Regions from separate parts of the Homo sapiens genome. Here region 2 is linked to region 1. A link is a contact called in ENCODE Hi-C or POLR2A ChIA-PET data. All regions are on one chromosome and are shown on one strand. Each heading gives the region's core, a stretch centred on a gene start or an enhancer-like site at or near the end of the contact. The rest is flanking DNA. Distances are from core to core; before and after follow the strand shown. Region 1 holds the start of LINC01641 (long intergenic non-protein coding RNA 1641). Region 2 has its middle 54 kb from the start of LINC01641.

Region 1 (2,829 bases), core at 44-2,543:
TGTGTTCAAATATACTAAAATATTTACTTAATGGTTAGCATTAAAAGTTCCTAGTAATTGTTTTTCTAACCCCACAGCTTCCTACTAGCTAAGGGCACATTTCTTAGTTCTTCCTTTTTTTCTCTAAAATCCTGAAAATAAGATCCAATATAGCCAGGTGCAGTGGCTCATGCCTGTAATCCCAGCACTTTGGGAGGGTGAGGCGGACGGATCACCTGAGGTCAGGGGTTTGAGACTAGCCTGGCCAACATGGTGAAACTCCATTTCTACTAAAACTGCAAAAATTAGCCAGGCGTGGCGGGTGCCTGTAATTCCAGCTACATGGGAGGCTGAGGCAGGAGAATCGCTTGAACCCGGGAGGCAGAGGTTGCAGTTAGCCGAGATCACGCCACCGCATTCCAGCTTGGGTGACAGAGTGAGACTCTGTCTCAAAAAAAAAAAAAAAAATCCAATATAGCTAAGAGAAGACACATAGCTATTATAAATAGAGATATGTGATCACCTACCCATCCAAGTTTTAAAAATAGTCTTAAGTGCTATTCCCTCGAAGATCTGTAGAATTTGCTTTAAAAATAAATATCGGTTGGGCATGATGGCTCACATCCGTAATCCCAGAACTTTGAGAGGCTGAGGTGGAAGGATGGCTTGAGGTCAGGAGTTCAAGACCAGCCTGGGCAACATAGTAAGACCCGCCCCCCCACCCCATCTCTCCAAAAACATTTTTAAAAAATTGACCAGGCATGCTAGTACATGCCTGTAGTTTCAGCTCCTTGGGAGACTGAGGCAGGCAGATTGCTTGAGCCTGGGATTTCGAGGCTTCAGTGAGTTATGATGGCACCACTGCACCCAGCCTGGGCAACAGAATGAGACTCCATCTCCAAAAATAATAAATAAATAAATAAATAAATAAATAAATAAGTATTCTTTTTTATAGTGCAATGATCTGTGATTTTATATATCTGTGGGTGCAATTGTATCTCTTTATGATTCCTAATATAGTTTATTTGTGCTCTTTTGTTTCTTTATCAGTCTTATTAAAGATTGGGTAATCAAACCGGATTTTTTTCTTAAAACTAACTTTCATTTGTATTTATTTACTCTATTTTATGACTTTGGTTTCTATTTCAGCCTTTTCTGCCCTTATTTTTACTGATGCCTCCTTCTGTTATGGGTCAAATTGTGCCCCCTGCCCAAAGATAGGTTTAAGTTTCAATCTCCAGTACTTCAGAATGTGACTTTATTTGGCAACGGGGTCATTGCAGATGCAATTAGCTAAGTTCAGATGAGGTCATAGTGGAGTAGGGTGGGCCTCTAATCCAACAAGACTGGTGTCCTTAAAAGAAGAGGGAAATATGGACACAGACATAGACACAGAGGAAGATGATGTGAAGACACACAGGGAAAACATCATGTAAAGACAGGCTTGGAGTGGTGCACCTACAAGGTGAGGAACATCTGAAGCTGCCAGAAGTTGTGAGAGAGGCATGGAGTAATTCCTTTCCTAGCACCTTCAGAGGGAGCACGGCCCTGCCTATACTGATAACGATGGTTCAACTTACAATTTTTCAACTATACAATGCTTTAAAAGCAATTCAGTAGAAACTATACTTCAAGTAACCATGCAACTATTCAATTTTTCACTTTCGGTACAGTATTCAATAAATTACACAAGATATTGAAAAATAGGCTTTGTATTAGATGGTTTTGTCCAATGGTAGGCTAATGTATGTGTTCTGAGCACATTTAATTTAGGCTAAGCTAAGCTGTGATGTTTGGTAAGTTAGGTGTATTCAATGCATTTTTTTTTTTTTTTTTTTGAGGTGGCGTTTCACTCCTGTCTCCCAGGCTGGAGTGCAATGGCACAATCTCGGCTCACTGCAACCTCCGCCTCCTGGGTTCACGCTATTCTCATGCCTCAGCCTCCTGAGTAGCTGGGACCACAGGCATGTGTCACCACACCCAGCTGATTTTTGTATTTTTAGTAGAGACGGAGTTTCAACATGTTGACCAGGCTGGTCTCTGGTCTTGAACTCCTGACCTCTGGTGATCTGCCCACTTCGTCTTCCCAAAGTGTTGGGATTACAGGTGTTAGCCACCACGCCTGGACGGATTTGGGGTTTTAAAAAATTCATTCTCACTTGGGAGGCCAAGGCGGGTGAATCACTTGAGGTCAGGAGTTTGAGACCAGCCTGACCAACATAGTGAAACCCTGTCTGTACTGAAAATACAGGTGTGGTGGCGTGTGCCTGTAATCTCAGCTACTTGGGAGGCTGAGGCAGAAGAATCGCTTGATCCTGATGGACTGGAGGTTGCAGTGAGCCTAGATCATGCCATTGCACTCCAACCTGTGTGACAGAGCGAGACTCTGTCTGGAAAAAAAAAATCATTCTGATAATCTCTTTTTGAAAGTCAATGTTTAACACGTTTATGGTTGCTGAGGCTAATGATAATGTTTCAACTTATTTTTAATTTTCTTATTTTTTCATCTTATGTTTATCATTCTTTGCTTATTTTTTCCTTTTTCCTTCCTTCTCTTGTGTTGAAAACATTTTCTATAGTCCTTTTTTCTTCTGCTGTTACTTTAGGAGCCAGACATGGTATCTTATTTATTTTAGTAGTTGTCCTCATAGTGTTAACTTGCATACTTAACAATTCCATATTCTAAGAACATCTAAATTATTAAATATTCCTCTTCTTTTTCCTTTCTAGAGTAGGAGAAGCCTGCCTTGCCTCTGGCTTCAAGTAGTGATAATTCAATTAATATTCAATCAATATTCAATTAATATTTCAATTAATATTTTTGGGGGGGACATAGTCTCACTCTGTTGC
Region 2 (2,880 bases), core at 340-2,839, 54 kb after region 1:
AAGTAGCTGGGCATGGTGGCACATGCCTGTAGTCCCAGCTACTCAGGAGGCTTAGGTTGGGGGATTGCTTGAGCCCAAGAGGTGGAGGTTGCAGTGAGTCGAGATCACACCACTGCACCACTGCACTTCAGCCTGGGTGACAGAGCAAGACCTTGTCTCAATAAATACACACACACGCACACACACAGACTATAAGTTCTGCTTCTTTGGGGAATCCTGACTAATACAACAGGTGAAGAAATACCTCAGGCAATAGAGGCAACAAGCAAAGATGCAGGTGTGTGATACAGAATGATGCATCAGAGAACTGCAGGTTATGCAAGGTGGCTGGAGCACTTGAACTACAAGGCAAGGAGTGGTCAAGGACAAGGCCAGGTAATGTCTGCCAATAGACTCAGAGGATGGACACTATCAGGCAGTCCTGACCAGGAGACCAAAGTATGGATCTATTACACAAGACCAGATAGAGGTGACACATGGAAACCAGGAATCAAAATTAAGGAGGAAATGACTGATAACAGGTAAACGTATTATCCTTCCAGAGTATGTGCGATGGAATGTTTGTTGAAAACATGTTTGTTGAAAAAAAAATTAATCAAATATGTAATATACACTAAAATATGAGCATAAACCTAGATTAATACAGCTATGAAATTAAATTATGGCACTTCAGGTATGAGTCAGGTTGAGGGAGATATACGTGTCGTCAGTGTACTGAAGTTCCTGAAACTGGGAACCACTAGTTCTTCCTACTCTTTAATGAGCAAGAGGCCAGAAAGTAGAAGGAGTAGAAGCAGGAGGGGTGAGGAAGAAAAGAGATTGGGCAATTTACAAACGAAAGAAGATTAATGGACTCACAGTTCCACATGGCTGGGGAGGCCTCACAATCATGAGGGAAGGTGAAAGGCAGGTCTCACATGGTGGCAGACAAGAGAAGAGAGCTTCTGTAGGGAAACTTCCCTTTATAAAACCATCAGATCTCGTGAGACTTATTCACTATGACGAGAATAGCACCGGAAAGATCCACCACCATGATTCACTTATCTTCCACTGGGTCTCTCCCACAACACGTGGGAATTATGGGAGCTACAATTCAAGATGAGATTTGGGTGGGGACACAGCCAAACCATATCACCAACATTAGGTGAGATGACTCTGGATTCTGATTTCCGCTCCTCATGGCAATGTGTCCCCTTACGCGCCCTTCAGCTTTCTGTGTTCCTCACTCGGTCCTTGTTCTCTATTCTTTCATCTGCCCCCAGCCTTCTGTTTGCTCTTTCCTCACTCAGAGAGCTGTATTTCCTTGGTAAATTCCAGTCTTTTTTTTTTTTTTTTTTAGACGGAGTCTCACTTAAGCCCAGGCTGGAGTGCAGTGGTGCGATCTCGGCTCACTGCAACCCGTGACTCCCGGGTTTAAGCTATTCTCTTGCCCCAGCCTCCCGAGTAGCTGGGATTACAGGCGCCCGGCTAATTTTTGTATTTTTAATAAAAAGGAGGTTTCACCATGTTGCCAGGCTGGTCTCAAACTCCTGACCTCAAGTGATCTGCCCACCTCGGCCTCCCAAAGTGTTAGGATTACAGGCGTGAGCCACAGCGCCCAGCCGGTAAATCCCAGTCCTTTACCTACATCCTCCAGAGGTATTTTGAGCCTGTTGCCCCTGGCCTTTCAGAACCGGTCTCCCCCTCCCGGGCCATGCCCGTCTCTTTCTCATATTCTAACCCAGCTTTCCCACGTCTAAACCTATTTTTTGATTACTGGTGAGGCATTCTCTGGGCTCCCCGCAACCTCCCCGGGACTTGACTGGGAAGGGCTCCCTTAGGCTCTCTGTCTCTTTGGTGCCTGGGCTGCAGCCACAGAGCAGGGAGAAAGGCCCCGGTGGCCCTGTCGGCTCCGCGCGGCGCCCTGCGAAAGGCCGGCCATGCGACACGGAAGCTCCTGCAGAACTGTCGCCGTCGAAAAGAAAGAGGCCCTCGCCGCAAAATGACTCAGTCAGTTCAGGCCTCGGCCCCAAGAGAAGTTCCCTGGTCATGTCACACCCTCCACTGAAGCAGTTCCAAAAGGCTGGGGAAAGAGCTGTTTTCTGGGAATTTGGAATGTGGGAAAAATTTCCCCAGGGAGTCAAAGTCGCCCGCGGCAGGAAGCGGGGTTCCGGCCACTGGACGGCTGGTTTTCCTGCTCTGCCACCTCCCGGGGGATGTGAGACCTGCAGGCCTTCTCCCGGGTGGAGGAGAGCAGCTGTTCATGCACCGAGGATGGATTCATTTACTGTGCACCTAGAACAGAGAGGACTAGACAACGTCCCCGACCATAATGAGGCTACACTCGGGACGGGAGGTGTCTGTAACGGGTCGTTGTTGTAAATGCGAAAGAGAGAAGTGTGCAAGTCAGAATCCCGGGAATCCTCGGCCTCCAATCCATTATCAAGTCCTCTCAATTCCAAATCCAGCACGTCCCTTAGATCCATCCACTTCCCTTTCTCCAGGTCCAAACCACTCCTCTGTCTCCTCTCTGAATGCTTTCTCCTCCCTCAATCCATTCTCCACTTAGCAGCCTGCTTAAATCCATTTAGCTTAAATCCCCACCACAGTCCCAGCCCCGCCAGGTCCAGCAGGTCCTTCATCCAGAGCCCTTCTCCCCGACCCTCTCTCACATCAGCACCCAGGTCTTTCCGTACTCCAAACACCACAAGCTCTTCTCGCCTTCGGGACTTTGCTTCTTCACAGCTCCTTCTACCAAGCATACTCTTCCTTATCTCCCCCCTATTCATTTCATTCTATTGACCCTTGGATAGCGGCTCAGCATCAGTTCTTCAGGGAAAGCTTCCCTGACCTGCAGGTAACAGATCCTCCAGTCATCTATTCTAAAACTTCTCATGCTCT

Evidence for each region. Hi-C counts contacts between places; a loop is a spot of excess contacts on that map. ChIA-PET counts read pairs that join two places held with the same protein, here RNA polymerase II (POLR2A). Pooled maps may share reads with other maps.
Region 2: a map of Ramos shows a loop between it and region 1 (4-fold over the local background). The contact joins the enhancer-like site here to the promoter of LINC01641 in region 1. A Hi-C loop is called at or near these places in 2 of 168 maps with a recorded cell type or tissue (K562 and Ramos) and 2 of 50 pooled maps. POLR2A ChIA-PET finds 5 or more read pairs at or near these places in 1 of 52 experiments (PC-3).

What each region holds. Positions count from the first base shown.
Region 1 is chr1:227,392,261-227,395,089 of GRCh38, forward strand. It overlaps LINC01641 (long intergenic non-protein coding RNA 1641), which reads left to right and starts at 1,294. Exons shown (of 4, transcript NR_187381.1): 1 at 1,294-1,444.
Region 2 is chr1:227,445,707-227,448,586 of GRCh38, forward strand. No RefSeq gene overlaps it. Among named protein-coding and RNA genes, the nearest start is that of LINC01641, 54 kb to the left of the region's middle. Within about 2 kb of position 1,590, at least 4 of the 41 ENCODE cell types and tissues checked have a DNase peak (open chromatin) inside an H3K27ac peak, as active enhancers do.